Regions from separate parts of the Homo sapiens genome. Here region 2 is linked to region 1. Evidence: chromatin loops called from intact Hi-C (ENCODE). Cell type or tissue: gastrocnemius medialis. All regions are shown on one strand. Each heading gives the region's core, and the rest is flanking DNA. Links, peaks and the distances in the headings are about the cores only. Region 1 holds the start of ALPK2 (alpha kinase 2). Region 2 overlaps ALPK2 (alpha kinase 2).

Region 1 (9,377 bases), core at 385-8,384:
TTTTGCAAATATTTTTAAATTCCGTCTTCTCATTAAGAATATTATAGAAAGATGTTACCCGGGATGAAAAACATCATGAGAGAACAGAGTTTCATTTACATTCATATTTCTTTTGCCACTGCACTTAAGGGGAGAAAATGCCTGTTTAGTTGACCTACCCGAGTGACTGGCAGCTATTTTAAATAGATGAACTGGGCTGGGCACAGTGGCTCACGTGTGTAATCCCAGCACTTTGGGAGGCCGAGGCAGGTGGATCACCTGAGGTCAGGAGTTTGAGACCAGCCTGACCAACATGGTGAAACCCCGTCTCTACTAAATACAAAAAAGTAGCTGGGCGTGGTGGTGCATGCCTGTAATCCCAGCTACTTGGGAGGCTAAGGCAGGATAATTGCTTGAACCCAGGAGGCAGAGGTTGCAATAAGCCGAGATTGCACCATTGCACTCCAGCCTGGGCAACAAGAGCGAAAACTCCGTCTAAAAAATAAAATAAAATAAAATAACTGAATGAAGGTTGCAAATGCATGATTCAGGTCACATCTGCTAAGGGGAATCCCTGGACCCTGGATAGGGATGAATTGTTGGGGAGGGAGGTTCTCAGTGCTCCAGAGAGCTCCCCAAACACTGACAGTTCTCACTGCAGCAGGAGTGACCTGCTCAGTTCCAGCCTGGCCCGAGGACCCTGGCAGAGTCCCTGATCTGCCACGTGATTGGTACTAAGCCTCCGCCAAGAATATGCTTTACTGGCAAAGACTGTGCCATCAGCCTTGCCACTAGTGTTCAAGGGCCTTCCATGCCAGGAAGAAGAAAATGAGCAGATAAACCTCTCACGTACCAATCCCAGTCCACGTTATAGGAGCACAGAGCAGCATAAGAGCCTAATGAATTTGCTTTAATTGTTCAGATTAGTTGGGAACTGATTTGATCCCAGTCTCCAGCAGACCTAGGGTGGTCGGTGAACCAAGTGGCGCTCATTCATTCAAGAAACCGAGAAAATAACAGTTGGAACTTGGGAAAGCTGAAAAGGCCTTTCAGAGAGAGAGAATAAACATCTGATACAAAAATACATTTCCAACTCCATTCCTTAGAAGGAAAATCTTCCTAAAATTAAGTTTTAAGAAAATTCTTCCTATAGTTTCAGAAAAATAGAGATTAAACACAATTTCTTATACTCTACATTACTTTACTTGGAATAATGCTAAACATTTTTATGTCTTTACTTTTAATCTCAAACTCACGTGTTTTTTTCAATTGAGGTATTTTACTGAATTATTAAACATCACACATAGGTCTGGGGAATCATCTGGCATCTTGTTTGTGTAGCTGGACAACTCTTAGATCTTATTTATCAGGCTGCTGAACCGTTCCTTGTTCAGAGATACAGATACCCTCCAAACATTTTCTGATTTTTTTTTTTTGAGGTAAGATCTCACTCTGTCACCCAGGCTGGAGTGCAGTGGGCATGAATACGGCTCACTGCAGCCTCAGCTTCCTGGGTTCAAGCCATCCTCCCACCTCAGCCTCTCAAGTAGCTGGGGCTACAGGCACACGCCACCACACCTGGCTAATTTTTGTATTTTTTTTGTAGATGGGGTTTCACCATATTGCCCAGGTTGGTCTTAAACTCTTGAGCTCAAAGGATTCACCCGTCTCAGCCTCCCAAAGTGCTGGGATTACAGGCATGAGCCCCTGCTCTTTGCCAATATCCTTGTTTTTAACTGTTGTGGCTTGCTGAATTAAAGCAGCTGAATTTGAAACAAGTTCAATATCATTTCCTTCAAGAACTAACTCGTCTTTCTGGGCTTGAGATACTGAATGAGCAACACCTGGCCTCATCCAAACCCTGCAGATTTATTTTTCACCCAAGAAATTTCAGATTTCAACAAAAGACTCCTGGCTAACAATGTTGATGGGGAAGTGCGCATGCACAGCTCTCGTCTTACAACAGAAGCCCCGTGCAGCACCCTGGATCATGTTCTGTTTGTGACTACAAATAGTGCCAATGGTATCCAGGTCCTTTCTATTTCCCCACACTTTGTCAACCTGGAGCCTCTTCTTTTCCTTTCTAAGGAGACTGAATTCTCCACTGATGTAAGTGAAGTCCCTCCACAGGGTTCCTCTGGGGCCCTTCACAATAACTGTGTCCCTTCGGAGTGATGTTGACATCTTTGGGAATGTCAAGAGTCTGATTGCGAAGAATGGTCTTCAATCTTGCAGTAGATGTGATAAAGAGAGTCATGTATTTTTTGATGCTATTAGCAGGGCACAGATACATGCCTTTCTTTTTCTCTTCAACGTCTTACTTCTTCCATCCCTCCTTTGATATTCACAGAAAATTCAGAACTAGTGTCCTGGTCTAATTTGAGGTTTTTTTTTTTTTTTTGAGATGGAGTCTTGCTCTGTCCCTCAGGCTGGAGTACAGTGGAGTGATATTGGCTCACTGCAACCTCCACCTCCTGGGTTCACACAATTCTCCTGCCTCAACCTCCTGAGTAGCTGGGATTACAGGCGTGAGCCATGACACCCAGCTATTTTTTATATTTTAGTAGAGACGGGGGGTTTCACCATGTTGGCCAGGCTGATCTTGAACTCCGGACCTCAAGTGATCCACCTGCCTCGGCCTCCCAAAGTGCAGGGATTACAGGCCTAATTTGAGTTTAATTCCAAGATTTCTGTTTCTGATTTTCTTTCATGCTTCCTCCCCGACACCTAAGATTAAAACATAAATTCTGTGGCTGTAAATTCATGAGATGAATAAAACAAATACAGTTAAATCCATTATATGTATGTATGTACGTGTGTGTATATATATGCATGTATGTGTGTATGCATGCATGTATATGTGTGTATGTGTGTGTGTGTGTGTGTGTGTGTATCTATATATGCACATATATAAACCTTCTGCTCTTTACATTTATTTTGCTAGGAGATGAATGTTGGGAGTTGAGGGAATTGGTTTTTCAAATTATTTCAGAGGAACAAAATTAAGTTTCATAGTGAATTTCAACTTTTCCATTTAATAACTCCCAGGCAACACTTCTTTCACAACCATATCACATTTATCTATTGCTTTGGGACATTCCTTCACTTTTGACTTTATTCTCTCTGTGGTGTGCGACAGCATTTGTTTATTCTTTATCATCACACTTTCCTCCTCTCTTCATTCCCAACTTGAAGTTATCTCCTCTTTCTTATCTGGAAAAGACCTTACATTGTGAAGACCTCAGCTTTCCATAAAGCCGACCATTTGCAAAGAGTTGGTAATTTCTGTGTTCTGTGGCATTTCACAGATGTGTTCCCCAGGAGATAGTCATTATTTTACAGTGCCTCAGCTTTAATATCTTTTTTCTCACATGAAGATAAAACTGAAAAACAGAACATATCACCCCTACATTTCTTAATATTTTATCGTTTTAGATGAGTTTTCATCTTGTGAAAAGTTGCATTCCATCAAGGGATAATGATGTACATTCTGTGCTGTGTAAAAACAATTTGCTTTTGAGGATTGCAGTGCCCTACACAGAGTGAATATTTACAGCTATGTCCCTTTCAAAGTCACCCCTGGAGCTGCTAATTTGAGCTGTCTCCACGAGTCTCAAAAGAGGTTTCTGTCTAAGCTGTCAATTTCCAGGTGTCATACATTAAAATATTTTTGGGGAGAGGCTAAGTAGTTACAGAATGATGCTAAAGGATTCTCTATGTTTTTGGACTTGGATAAACTTCAATAAAAGAATTGCCCATATTACAAAATCTACTTTCCCAACAAGAACCATTCCAGGCAATCTGAAGGAATAGGACCTGTGGTATTTCTTCTGTGGATTTCTTCTGATCTTTGTCTGTTCTCTTCTATCGTAGTCAAAATAGGAAGGGGTGTGTGTGTGTGTGTGTGTGTGTGTGTGTGTGAGAGAGAGAGAGAGAGAGACAGACAGACAGACAAGGGGTAAGGGGGGGTAAGCAGGGTGAGGAGGGTGGATCCTGCCTTCCTTCTGTGGCTTCTGCCTTTCTCAGAGAACTTCAGAGGATGGCTATAATGCCTGTTCTAAATGAACAACATATGACACATATTTTCACCTCCCCAACACCCCCTCCACGGGTTTCCTATGTGTACTTCAAATGCCTGATAACCTTGGTATGAGAACTGGTTGTGTTACTCCGGCCTTAATCCCTTTATCAGGCAGCAAGTTTTTCCTTTCCTAAGGAGCGAGCAACTAAGCCCAGGGTCCAGCATGGGCTTTGTAAAGAGCTGCTCGGTCTCCTGAGCAGCAGCCAGTGACAGCTCGTCTGGGTTTCATCAGCTCCCTGGGGCTGCATTTCACCAGGCCCCCTTGCCAGGGCCTCCCCAGCGTGTCGTGTCAACAAGTGTCGCACCTACTGCAGAAACAGCCCTCAAGTTTCATCACAGGGATGCTAAAATATATTCTCCAGCTTCAGCAATGACCTAGTTCACTGAAGGGCGGGGAAAAAATGCTCTTCTTCCAGAACTTCCCCGGGCATGGAATTTCCCCTCTTAGGAAGAGATGAACTTTCTGGAAGCAGACCCATCTATGCTTTGACCTGATCATGGAAGACCCTGAGCCCTATAAACTCCTTTGAATCCCTGTCCCGGGAACAGGGACACCCAATCAATGCCTCACACACAGCCTGGGGAATCCACAGCTGAGCCAGCCCTCCTACAACATTTCTTGGACAAAGAGTACTGAAAAGTAAGTATGTAGACTTTGGTTTTTACATAAGGAATGGCTGTGCTTTCAATATATAGTTGTTTACATTTTCTGCAACAAAGAACAAAGCAGATGGTTTCCTGATGAAATAGAATGAGATGAAACCAATAGGGATTATATGGGATATTTGGGCATATAAGGTTTTAAAGTGGGCAAACTCTCATGGTCTTGTAATTTAAGTCCATTTTGACCCTTTTTGAAAATTATTGCTATTTTTAAATTTGCTTATTTTGGCTTGACAATAATGAATGAAAACAGTTTCTTTCACATCATGTCTATCTTAACAGTTAGAAAAAATATACAGAATGACTCAAACGAGTGATATGTAAAGTTTTGCAAAGCAACATAAAAAGTCAACTATCCAGGTAACTCAGGCCCCAGAGACTTTTGTCTGAAATATTTGAGTATTTTAGTCAAGAGTTATTCCTTTTACTGTGAATTAACTGAATGATTGAAAATCTCTCCTATCTGGGTAGACACAGGAGTATATTGTCTGACAACAGGTAATGCAATTTGCTGAAAAGCTATCAGGCTTTTCAAAATGGCTGATGTAAACATTTATCGAGTTGTTAAATAGATTTAAAAAAAAATTTAAGGCAAAAAGTCAGCCAAAAAAAAATCCATCAATTAAATGCCACCACTGTCACATTACAATTTAATGAACACATCTAAACTTTAAAAGCCTTGATTAAGGGTGTCAGTTACAGACATTTGGCAATCATTTAAAAATAGATAAAAGCAAGAACGGCATTTAGAGCTGCTTCTGCTCTAATTATTTTCTTTCCACAACCTTTTCCTTAAGTAAAGGTAGCCTTTATTTCTAAAGATTAATTAACCAGGAATGGTCATTCCAGAGATATGTGATATGTTTTATAACTCTATATCAACTAAGGACAAATTGAAGGGGTTTTTTGCTGTGTGGCTTCTGAATTGAAACCAAGGATGTTGTGGGTTACCTTCCGAATCAACAACTTCACAAATCCTGTATTAAAAAGCATGGATGGCCAATAACCATGTTCAGATCTTGGAAATCAGGACTTAAAACAAACTAAATGAACTTTAGCTCCCAAATATACATTGTCCTTTTTTTGTTTTGTTTTGTTTGTTTGTTTTTTGTTTTTAGATAGAGTTTTGCTCTTGTTGCCCAGGCTGGAGTACAATGTCTCAGTCTCAGCTCACTGCAACCTCCGCCCCCTGGGTTCAAGCGATTCTCCTGCCTCAGCCTCCCAAAGTAGGTGGCATTACGGGTGCCTGCCACCATGCCCAGCTAATTTTTTTTGTATTTTTAGTTGAGATGGGGTTTCACCATGTTGGCCAGGCTGGTCTTGAACTCCTGACCTCAGGTGATCCACCCGCCTCGGCCTCCCAAAGTCTTGGGATTACAGGCGTGAGCCACCGCGCCTGGCCTACATTGTCTTTTTGATGTTTTTACCAAACATTTAATCATAATTTTGGGAAGCTTTTAGGTAGGGCAGAGTTCCTATTGTCATTACCTACAAAGTTTTTTTCTCCTCCAGTTTCATGAGTTTTTAACAGCCTCCTGAACACTTGTGTGTAGGTATCAGCCCCTGTGATGCGATGCAGTTGAGTTAGTATCTTACTCTGGATGGAGGTGGGAGAAGCAGGGGAGGTCCTGAGAAAGGCTTTGGAGTCAGATTTGGAATCGACTCCTAATTTTAGCATAACTTTTCAACCTGTTTGAACCCCAGTTTACTCATCTGTAAAATCTTAACAGTATTCACTTTAACAGGATTGATGGGGGATTAGATGAATAAATATACCTAAAGTATGTGTCGAATCATAGTTTCTCAATGAAAGTTAGTTTTTCACCTTAATTAAAAGCTTCTGTCTTTTTTTTTTTTGCTAAAACTTTAGAATACTACCATAAAATAAACTATATAAAGTAATAGAAACTATACATTATCTGCATCAGTGCAATACAACATAACACAATTAGATTCTTTGAGAAAAATTCTGTACTTGGAAACAATGTGTTTGAAAATTAAAAAAAGATATTTTAGAATGTATCTATGATAAATAAGAAAAAATTTTTTTTTACTAAAAATAGTTGATGGATAATTGATGCTTATTATCTAAAAGCAGAAGTAGAGATTTATCAACATCCTCTGGGAATGCTTTTTAATACATATCATTACCATATTTAAATATGAGTGTTTGGGAATCCATAGTAATGAAAGGCCTGTGATCATGATGAAAACTATGAAAATGAAGGCACACGCCCAGCCTTTCCTCAAAGATTATAGTCGAGTCTTGCATTGAGAGAGGTGGGGGCGGGAGTGGAGGTGAAAACTCTTTGAAGTGGACTAGCCTTTGGAGGAGCAGAGCAGGGGCAGTAGCTTTGGGCCAACTCAGAAGAAGTGTAGTTTCCAGGATAGGGATCGCACCGTGGGCTAGAATTGCGCGGGGTCAGTGATAAAAGTACACAATGAATAGGGAGAAAGGCCAGGCAGGGATGGGAGGGAGCAGACGAGATTCACAAGCGGGCTTGTGGGCTAGCTCCCAAGAACTTTATCAGACATCTTTCTTGTTGCCCCTTGTTTTTACTGAGATACCCCACAGCTCTTTCCCAGGCCCATTGGAGTACCTCGATACATTCTTCGCTTCGGTTACAGACAGGTTCACAAGGAACCCAGGATACGTTACTCTGGGTTGAATGCTGCCAAAAAGAAAAACTGAAAATGCAAACATGTAAAGCAACTTGGGAGAACGTAATCACGTCATCTTAGGGTTGGCGAAAACGAAAGAATAAACACCTGACCTACATCAAATAAAACATTTAAACATGTTTCAAGCCCTTATTGGGATTTCCGCCTATGCACACCCACCTGGCATGGGCCAAATAGACAAAACTGATCAGGAGACTTCAGACATCAGCTCGAAGAGACAGGCAGCAAGTTGAAGAGAAGCTCAATTCCGAGAGTTCAGTTCTGGTTACACTGCACCCTCCCTCTCAAGGGCCAGCCCTTCCACTGCAATCCTCATGTCCTGGCTGCACAGCCCACCTTGATTTTCACTTGATTTTCAATCCTGCTCTTAGATAACCAGGCCCCTGCTCTTAAACACGCTCATTTGCTCCTCAACCCCTAGTTTAAGACCTTCCTGAGTCCAGCGGTTCTTAAACTTTCAAGTGCAACAGAATCTAAAGAGCTTGTTAAAATAAAGGTTCCTGGGCTCCATCCCCAGAGTTTCTGATTCTGAAGTTTCCAAGAATTTGCATTTCTTCCTTGTTCCCAGGTGATGCTGATGGCGTGGCCCAGGGGCCACTCTGAGAACCACTGCTGTAGCCATTTCTTCGGCCTGCAGTTCCTGAAGAAAACCTATTTGTGCTTATTCTTTTCAACCACCAAACTTTCCTTACTTCTCAGGGGGTGCCAGAGACACAGATACAGTGTGCCAGTGCTGTAAACATAAAAGGTTAACCCATCAGGTGCCCTGCAGGCAAGCAGTTTACAGTCTAGCTGCTGGGGGTGACACTGAGTGTGGGGACAATATGCTGAGGCTAATGGTCTCTAGTTTTTAGGGGGCTTTTTTTTTTTTTCAGCTGAGGGTATCAGGGAAGCCTTCAAAGAGAAACCAGCATTTGAGCTAGGGGTTTGAAAACCTGGCGGGGTTTCTGAACAGATTGAGATGGAAAGTGGTCCTTCTATGTAAAGGAAATCCAGAAAAGCAAACTAAAAACATGGAGGGCAGAAAGAGAAAGAATGAATATGGAAATCAGAAATTAGTGTGGTTGGGCTACGCTTTTCACACTTCTCCTCCCCCGCCTTCTTGATGATGAAAGAATTGTCAAGAGTTAGATGGTTTTGATTAAATCATTTAATCTTCAATCCATTACTTCTGTCGGTAACTTGATTGTAACTTGATGTCCAACATAGAGATCTGGAATGGAGAGCCAAATGATAGGAATTTCAGGCACTGTGGGCCAATGAGGAGAGGGTATGCCTTCTAGAAGCAACAAAGAAATCAACTTGGCTGGGCTTGGTGGCTCATGCCTGTTAATTCCAGCATTTTGGGAGGCCAAGGTGGGTGGATCACTTGAGGTCGGGACTTTGAGACCAGCTTGGCCAACATGGTGAAACCCTGCCTCTACTGAAAATACAAAATTAGCTGGGCATGCTGGCACACGCCTGTAATCCCAGCCACTTGAGAGGCTGAGGCAGGAGAATCGCTTGAACCCGGGAGGCAGAGGTTGCAGTGACCCGAAATCGTGCCATTGCACTCCAGCCTGGGCAACAAGAGTGAAACTCTGTCTCAAAAAGAAAAAAAAAAAAAAAAGAAAGAAATCAACTCAAACTACCTAAATCAGTAACAGGGATTTATTGCTCATACCATGGAAGAGTCCAGGACTTTGGTCAGGACCCTGCTGTTTCCTGCATTTCTGGAAGCTCTGCTCATCTCTGTTTTGGTTTTATCAGGCCAGCTTTAGCACGGTCTCAAGATAGCTATTGGCCTTCGCTGAGGTTCACATGCTTTCCTTTTTCTGTGGATGACGGAGTGAACAACCTAAGCTTTGCACTGACTTGGTCACCCCTGAACTACTTTTTGGAGAGTGCCACATGTGATTGGCTTAAACTTTGGTTAATGACTCAATCAGTGACCAAGAGCACCACAGTTTAGACCAATCAGAGCCAACAAAGC
Region 2 (9,377 bases), core at 499-8,498, 50 kb after region 1:
CTGCACCACTGCCCCCACACCCCTTGGCCAAGGGGATCCCTAAGAAACCTAAAAAACTAGTTCAGGCCATGACAGGAAGGGTGTTGGACGCGCCTCATTATACCCTCCTCTCTTTGTAGTTTAGGCATAACTGACCACCACTGACATTAAAATAGAGATCATAAGACTCACAGCAGACTCTGTAGCAGGAAGATACCCAACTCCAACCTGATTCTGGTATAGCATCACATCACAAAGAGCAGGTCCTAAAGAAAATCAGAGTATTTGACTCTAAAAATATATTTCTTTGATATATTTTTAAATGGCCCTGCAAAGCCATACTCTTGTGGGAGGAAATCTGCATTCTGTAGTGATTCTCCTTCCCTTTCCAGGTCTTTTCCCGATTCAGGAGAGAATCTGACACCTTCTAAGGTCCAGAGAGGACATTTACCATTTATTCCCTCTGAAGCCTGCTACTTAGGGGCTGCCTCTACATACAAGAACCTTGGCTTCCACAACCCACTTATCTTAACTCAACAATTTCTTTCTGCTGGCTTCAACTCTTTAGGGAAAGCTTAACTCTTCTGACCAATTACCAATCAGAAAATCTTGGAATCTACCTATGACCTATAATCTTGCCCCCACCCCCCACTTCAAAATGTCCCATCTTTCTGGGCTGAATCAACGTACACCTTATACGTATTGATTTATGCTTTGCCTGTAACTTCTGTCTCCCTAAAATGTATAAAACCAAACTGTAAAACTGACTACCTCGGGCACTTGTTCTCAGGACCCCTTGAGGATGTGCCCCAGCCATGGTCACTCATATTTGGCTCAAAGTAAATCTCTTTAAATATTTCACAGTTTTTTTTTTTTTTCGCCAACAATCTGGATGACATGAAACTGCAGCAATAGACATTTTTCTTCATCTGAGAAGAGTCCGCTTGAATGGCGGAGCCCTAAGCCTGATTGACAGTGATGAGGATGAGGCTGTCTCCAAGGGTAGGCCAAGGACAATTTGCATCAGAATGGCTTTGAGATCTTTAAAAGCAGATTCTCAGGCCCTTGACCTAGGGATTCTGATTCAAGAATTTTAAACAGAGTTCTCTGATGATTCTTCTGCATGATTCTTCAGCACCAGAGATATCTTTGTCTCGGTACTGCCCCCTTCTTGAAGAATTCGTCTGGTATAACATTTCTTCTTTGCAAAGTCAGAATAACTTAGTGAAATAGACAGGAGCGCAGGTATTGTTTTCTCCAGAAAGTTGCCTTAAATTTTATTCTATGTGTGCTCTTGGCCAAGGCAAAGCCCAGTATCAGCCATGGGTCAAGCTTGGCCAATCTCAGCCGCTCCTGAATGGCTTCTACCCAAGAGCCAGATTGCCAACTCAACAAGACATTATTGAAATTGGGATTAGATGTCTTTGCCTTCTGAAAATGAGACATATGTGAGCTGGGACTCAACACTTGAGGGTTTATGAGGACATATAGGATTGTGGAGGCAAGGGGTCCCTTCAGTGGGGAAGAGAAAGGATGACCATATTATATCTGTGTCTCACACTGACCCTTCCTGGGTTAGATATTTGTGTGTATTTCACACAAAGAACAGTGAATAAAGACCTAAGCATTGCCTCTCAGACCAAGCCAGACCCACAGCTCCTGCCTTCTAAAAATGATTGTTGACTTCTGGGCTGGCTGATACTTATAGTGAGGTCAGCAATATTACAATTACAATGCGGTCAAATGAGATTAATAAGGGTGCAACATACAAAACACAGGTAACAAGTTTTTACTGGGATTGCAGTGTCTGGAGAAGAGTTCCAGTGGGAAAGGACCCAGTAAAGTATGTCAGGCTGCAGGCTCCTTGTGATGCTGAACAATGATGGGAGGAGCCACAGGAGCAGCGTCCATCCTGAACTGAGAGAGCAGGCTTCGTTCCATCCAGCATTCTGTTCCTCCCCTGCTGGGCCAAAGCTGAAAACCTGGCTTGATCTATGTGAGTCAGAATGGCCTGTGGACATGGGTTTCCAGCCAGTGGAGCTCACGGGCTGTGGTTTAGACTTTTAGTCACATTCAATTAAAAAGGAAACAGCACTGTCCTTCATATACGTAGTCCTATCATGGTATTATCTTTACGGCCTCTAGCAAGAATGACACCCTCTTAGCAAGGTCTTCAAAAGATTTGAGGGTTCTCTATGCCATTCCAGTACATGAAGAATTGTATTTTACTTATTTGTGTACAATGTCTCACTCTAGAAAAATGCTTTTTCAAATTCCCGTAACATAAAAATGATGTAAAAGGCAAGAAGAAAAAATTAGAATATAAAACATTTTCCCCATTCATCTAAGTAATTCTCAGCATTTTATTCTTTTTTTTTTTTTAAAGTGAAAACAAGTTTATTAAGAAAGTGAAGGAATAAAAGAATGGCTGCTCCATAGGCAGAGCAGCCTTGAGGGCTGCTGGTTGCTCATTTTTATGATTGTTTCTTGATGATATGCTAAATAAGGGGTGGAATTATTCATGAGTTTTCCAAGAAAGGGGTGGGCAATTCTTGGAACTGAGGGTTTCTCCCCCTCTTAGACCATATAAGGTAATGTCCTGACCCTGCCATGGCATTTGTAAACTGTCATGGTGCAATCCTCAGCATTTTCCATTTGAGGCAGCGTTGAGGAAAGTTTCAAGGGAGGATGCTGATTGCCTAGGATTCTCAGCACTAGGGGCACCGGAGCCCAGAGGTCAGTTGCCTTTGGCCACAAACTCTTTTCCAGGGAGATCACAGATCTCCTTGAACATGCAGTAAAATGATGGTCATTTTCTCTGTGTGCCATGGTGTGAAAATGTTGGCATGCATGTCCAAATGTGGCAAACTTATCTATATATTCTCTTCATCCTAGCTGTACCAAAAATGATGCTGCTGTCTATCAAATCTCGGCTAAAAACTCTTTTGGAATGATCTGTTGTTCTGCTTCCGTTGAGGTTGAGTGCTCATCAGAGAACCCACAATTGTCTCCTAACCTGGAAGATGACAGGGACAGGGGTTGGAAACATGAAACAGGGACACATGAAGAAGAAAGGGCAAATCAGATTGATGAGAAGGAACATCCTTATAAGGAAGAAGAAAGCATCTCCCCGGGCACTCCCAGGTCAGCTGACTCCTCCCCCTCCAAATCCAACCATTCACTCTCCCTCCAGTCATTGGGCAATCTTGACATTAGTGTGTCCAGTTCTGAAAATCCTTTGGGTGTTAAAGGAACAAGGCACACTGGAGAGGCTTATGATCCAAGTAACACAGAAGAAATTGCAAATGGGTTGCTTTTTCTTAATTCAAGTCATATTTATGAAAAACAAGACAGATGTTGCCACAAGACAGTGCATTCCATGGCATCAAAGTTCACGGATGGTGACCTGAACAATGATGGTCCTCATGATGAAGGCTTACGCTCTAGTCAGCAAAATCCCAAAGTACAGAAATACATTAGCTTCAGCCTCCCGCTATCTGAGGCAACTGCACACATTTACCCAGGTGACAGTGCCGTGGCCAACAAACAACCCAGCCCACAGCTTTCCAGTGAAGACTCTGACAGTGACTATGAACTTTGCCCAGAGATAACCCTAACCTACACCGAGGAGTTTTCAGATGATGACCTGGAGTATCTGGAATGTTCTGATGTTATGACGGATTACTCTAATGCAGTTTGGCAAAGGAACCTGCTGGGGACTGAGCATGTTTTTTTATTAGAAAGCGATGACGAAGAGATGGAATTCGGTGAGCATTGCCTGGGTGGGTGTGAGCATTTCCTCAGTGGAATGGGTTGTGGGTCTCGGGTGTCGGGTGACGCTGGGCCTATGGTTGCCACTGCTGGCTTCTGTGGTCATCACTCACAACCCCAAGAAGTTGGGGTGAGGAGCAGCAGAGTCTCCAAGCACGGTCCCTCATCCCCACAAACAGGGATGACTCTCATTTTGGGACCTCACCAGGATGGAACGTCTTCAGTGACAGAACAGGGGAGATATAAACTCCCCACTGCTCCCGAGGCTGCTGAAAATGATTATCCAGGAATTCAAGGAGAAACCAGAGACAGCCACCAAGCAAGAGAGGAATTTGCCAGTGACAATCTGCTCAACATGGATGAATCAGTAAGAGAGACAGAGATGAAGCTCTTGTCTGGTGAGTCAGAAAACTCAGGGATGAGCCAGTGTTGGGAGACGGCAGCTGACAAGAGAGTGGGGGGAAAGGACTTATGGAGCAAGAGGGGTTCAAGGAAATCTGCCAGGGTGAGGCAGCCGGGAATGAAGGGAAATCCCAAGAAGCCGAATGCCAACCTGAGAGAAAGTACAACAGAAGGTACCCTTCATCTCTGCTCTGCCAAAGAATCTGCTGAGCCCCCACTAACCCAGAGTGATAAAAGAGAGACTTCTCACACCACAGCAGCAGCGACTGGTCGGAGTTCCCATGCTGATGCAAGAGAATGTGCTATTTCAACCCAGGCAGAGCAAGAAGCAAAAACCCTTCAAACTTCAACAGACTCAGTCTCCAAAGAAGGCAACACAAATTGCAAGGGAGAAGGCATGCAAGTTAATACTCTATTTGAAACAAGCCAGGTTCCAGACTGGAGTGATCCTCCTCAGGTAAGACTTTTCTTTTAAAGAAATTACGAGATAAAAAGAACCGTGTGTGTGTGTGTGTGTGTGTGTGTGTGTGTGTGTGTCTCTTCCTTTACTTCACATTCACAATTGCTATACCATAATGTAAATCAAAATAAGTTTCCCAACACCATCAGGGTACTTGTGCATGACAGCTGCTGCTGCTCGGAAGGAAATCTGGTTTTGAAAAAAAGGCCCAGATAAACCCTAAGCCATCCTAATTATAGCAAAAGACTGATAGAAGTTAAGAGGCACTAATGGGATTCTGGACAGCTGGAAAAAGAAATCTGATATTTTGTCTGCTGCATGTGTTTTACCAGGCAATGCCACTATTCAGAAAGTTTCTCAAGCAAATGTTTTGGGTGTAGCCTTTAAAGGAAGAAGGGGGAAAAAAACATTGTTTTTAGTCATTTGCAGGGAAGTGCTTTGAAAATGATAGGTCTTGGCTTTAATCAGAATTTGTGGTATGAATGAAAGACTTCAGTGTGTCTGAAAGACTTGTAGACTTCACTTTTTTTGTGATGCTAGGGAAAGCAGGCAGATTAACTGTTGCCTCACTGGTGGGATGTTTTTGATTGGATGTTTGTCTTATTTTGTTTAAAACAGAGTATAAAAGAGGCTAAGAGAAAAAAAGCTGCCAAGAAATAAATTTGTTTTCCCTTATTACTGATTTGGGAGTGTAAAGAGATGGAATTAAATTTATAGGAATAATCAATGCACAAAAGATGTTGTGCTTGATACATAACTTATATTTTTAATGATATTTTCAGTTTCAAAGGGTCCCAAATGAGCTTTGGACTTACGCTGTAATATGGGCAAGATTTGAGTTTTGTAAATAAATACCTAAGAAAACTTATTTGTCTGTTATTTTTACTATACTTTGTATTCCCCTTTTTCCCAATTTTGTACTAGAAAACTAGTATTATTTTTATAGAAGACTAGATACACTCCAAAGATAAAATATTCCCAATGCAAAGTGACTTAACTCTGTGAAAATATTAAAAATTGACACATGAATTTCTATAGACCCAGTCATAAAAAAGCCAATCTAAAAATCTCCAGATTTTAGGTAACTGTTGATTGAGCAAATTGTTCTGTTCTGCTGGCCAAACTGGCCAGGTAAAAGCCACATTTATATTTTACTTTTCACAGGAGAACCAGATTCTCCTATCCAGTTATTTAACACATGTCTCTTAGCAGCTCACACACCAATGACCACAGTTTCATGCCCAAGATAAGCTTAGGGAGGTGCTTTGACCATATGTTAATACAAAATAAAGTGACAATGTTAATTTTTTCATGTTGATAAACATGGCATTTCCTTTTCTAGTCATAAAATGCTCTTCCGTGCTCAGCTAAGTGCTTTTTTTACAGTCATTTATCCACTCAAAGTGTTTCACTGGACAAATTACTTTATTATTGAAGGTGGGGGAAGGTGATAAAGTAGCTCAAAAGAAGTGGAAGGGAAGGGGGCTATTTACCTATTTACTGACGATATTGGTTTTAGATCCACCATTGTGGAAGGCAATTGCTGTCTCATCCATCTGCCCCAAATTTCAAAGAGCTGGAGGGAAGAGCCCCCTCTGTCATCCTCAGCTTGTGACCTAAACTGAATTCTGAGATCGAGAGCCCTGGCTCACTTGTTTACTAGCAAGTCAGTCAAGTAAAATGGGCCATTTCTGGGACCCAGGTCATCTATCTCATGTACTCTATGGAAGGTCTCGCTTACACACTCACACACACATTCATCACTATATACCCACTCCACCAGGTATCAGCTGAAGGTCCAACCTGTGCGCTGTGGTGTGACTAAGGCAATTACCTCAGAACCGTGAACACTGTTGTTCAGAAAGCAAACCGAAGGGCTTGCATTTTCTGCAAGTGGAGAGACCTTTTCTCACTTTGCTGTGGTCAGTAGCAGAGCTGACCTCTCACTCAAGGGATAACCAGAAATGTGAATGGAAGCTGTACATTTAAGAGCAGTTCCGTGCAGCCTGGAGTTAGAAATACGATCTTTCTATCTGTGGTGTTTATTTTCCTTTGAGTAAAGCAGGAAAATTTTGCCACAGGGACTGGCATATTTGAGATTCTTTTACCCACGCAAAAAGTTTCTATTTAGTTGTAGGAGATACCTGTATTTTCTACACACGTATACAATGTAGCCAAATTTACAGCAAGTGGCTAACTATCATCACAGATATGACACAGAAGCACTGGGGGTCACTGGGAATTAAATTCAACTTTTAAAAATAATACTGTTCACAAAAAGATAGGTGACTCTCTCCATAACAAATTCAAAAGACATTTTAAATATTTATTCTCAGACATTTGAGGTTTATGGGGACCTAAAAATTTGAAATGGTTAAAATCCTGGGTTGGTAGTCATAGCAATAAATTTGCCCACTCTTTTTCCTTTTATCTTTTTTGAGACAGAGTCTTGCTATTGTTGCCTGGGCTGGAGCAATGGTACGATCTCGGCTCACTGCAACCTCCGCCTCTCAGATTCAAGAGATTCTCCTGCCTCAGCCTCCTGAGTAGCTGAGATTACAGGCACCCGCCACCACACCTGGCTAATTTTCATATTTTTAGTAGAGACAGGGTTTCACCATATTGATCAGGCTGGTCTCGAACTCCTGACCTCAGGTGATCCACCCACCTCAGCCTCCCAAAGTGCTGGGATTACAGGCATGAGCCACCACGCTCGGTCAAATTTGCCCATTCTTGAGTCTTGCCTGATTCACTTACCTTTAGGTGCCTTTTTGCAGAAACAGTGACCAGCAGTTTACTTCCTAGTATTTTCTCTTCATCTGCATACCGTTTTTAGCATGCTGAGAAAAACTCCATCTCTCTAATGTTCTAAGAACAAGGCCATATTGTAGACTATCTCCTGCCTAAACATGCATCTCTAGGTATGTTCACTTCCTGTCTCCCTTTCTCTCTTTTAGAATGCAAGGCCATCTTGCTGTTGTCTTGAAATAGTACCTACCCAGGCTAATATTGGAAAGCCCCCAGTTTCTCTATATTTATGGAAGATTATAAAGTTAATCCCAGTTTGGGAGTGGAAAACAGAGAGGGTACCCCAGGCTAACTTGAATCATCTTCAAGGGTCACACTGCCAACTCTTCACCTTGGTTTTGAGCTCACTTTCCTCATCCAACTCAGAGGCAAGGCCTGACAGCCTGCCCATCTTAAGTTTCTCGGCAGCCACACTAGGGTAAGATCATCCTCACCCTTAAATCAGAAGTGCTGCGTCTGTGCTCCTGCACAGCTGCCCAGGTTCGCCCCAGAGGGAGTTGCATTTCTGTATGGGGTCATGGGATCACAAGTGTACAGTAAGGAAATGTGTTCTTGGGCTCTGGTAATTAAGAATCTTCCTGATCAGGAATCAGCACTAAGCACAGAATTGAGCTCCGTGATGGAAGGGAATTTGTTCAGTGTATTCTGTTCGCTGATATAACCCAAGTCCCTAGAGTAGTGCCTGCCGTGTAATAGACAATCAATTATTGACTGGATAAGTAGCCATACAATACTAGAGTAAATGCCAAGTATAGTTAGGTGTGATTTTCTTTCTTCTTCTTCTTTTTTTTTTTTTGAAACGAGGTTTCACTCTTGTTGCCCAGGCCAATGGTGTGATCTCGGCCCACCGCAACCTCTGCCCCCCAGGTTCAAGTGATTCTCCTGCCTCAGCCTCCTGATTAGCTGGGATGACAGACATGGGCCACCATGCCTGGCTAATTTTGTATTCTTAGTAGACATGGGGTTTCTCCATGTTGATCAGGCTGGTCTCAAACTCCCGACCTCAGGTGATCCACCTGCCTCGGCCTCCCAAAGTGCTGGGATTACAGGCGTGAGCCACCATGCCCAGCCAGTTAGGTGTGATTCTAATGATCGTTGGTCTCCACCACTTTATGGCCTTTATTTTCCTGAGCACATTCTTTGGTTGCCTTCACATAAAAGATGCTGAGGCCAACTCTCTGCTAATAGGACGTGCTTCCTATTAGTTACTCTTTTGGCTCTGGGAATGGGTTGGTTTGTTTCAAACCAGCAGTCCCCAAACATTTTGGCACCAGGGACTGGTTTTGCGGAAGACAATTTTTCCACAGCCGGAACGGGGCGGGGATGGTTTCAGGATGAAACTGTTCCACTTCAGATCATCAGGCATTAGATTCTCGTAAGGACTGTGCAACCTAGATCCCTTGTATGCACCATTCACAACTGGGTTCATGTCCTGCCACCCACCTCCTGCTGCGTGGCCCAGTTCCTAACAGGAGACAGACAGTTACCGGTCCATGGCCTGGGGCTGGGGGTTGGGGACCCCTGTTCTAAACCATCCAAATCTTTTTTTTTTTTTTTTTTTTTTGAGATGGAGTCTCACTCTGTTGCCCAGACTGGCATGATCTTGGCTCACTGCAACCTCCGCCTCCTGGGTTCAAGCGGTTCTCCTGCCTCAGCCTCCTGAGTAGCTGGGATTACAGGTGCGCCCCACCACACCCGGCTGATTTTTGTTTTTTTTTTTTTAGTAGAGACAGGGTTTCACCATGTTGGTCAGGCTGGTCTCGAACTCCTGACCTTGTGATCCGCCCCGCCTCAGCCTCCCAACGTGCTGGGATTATAGGCGTGAGCTGCCGCAACCAGCACCATCCAAATCTTGCACTTGGGTTCTCTTGTGAATGCTGGAGATTTACATATAACTTTGCTTTATTAGTGCTTCATTATCTCCAAAAAATTGCTAATTAGATCAAGGAAGATACTA

Evidence for each region. Hi-C counts contacts between places; a loop is a spot of excess contacts. Peaks named below come from ENCODE experiments on the same cell type or tissue, not always from the same donor. Only the 100,000 strongest peaks of a DNase experiment are listed, where the experiment ranks them.
Region 2: a loop joins it to region 1, with 3 times the contacts of the local background. A loop is called at or near these places in 8 of 110 quality-filtered maps.

What each region holds. Positions count from the first base shown.
Region 1 is chr18:58,624,087-58,633,463 of GRCh38, reverse strand. It overlaps ALPK2 (alpha kinase 2), which reads left to right and starts at 4,373. Exons shown (of 13, transcript NM_052947.4): 1 at 4,373-4,700. It also overlaps the pseudogene RPL9P31. RefSeq lists an enhancer at 3,814-4,356. In gastrocnemius medialis, for the core only: no CTCF peak of the experiment used is centred there; DNase peaks (open chromatin) are centred at 713, 1,953, 4,313 and 4,562; H3K4me3 peaks cover 1,959 bases; H3K27ac peaks cover 8,000 bases.
Region 2 is chr18:58,574,046-58,583,422 of GRCh38, reverse strand. ALPK2 (alpha kinase 2) reads left to right here. Exons shown (of 13, transcript NM_052947.4): 4 at 2,875-4,609. Among named protein-coding and RNA genes, the nearest start is that of ALPK2-AS1, 22 kb to the right of the region's middle. RefSeq lists enhancers at 1,292-1,792, 3,329-3,876. In gastrocnemius medialis, for the core only: no CTCF peak of the experiment used is centred there; DNase peaks (open chromatin) are centred at 1,902, 3,509, 4,172 and 4,400; H3K27ac peaks cover 7,769 bases.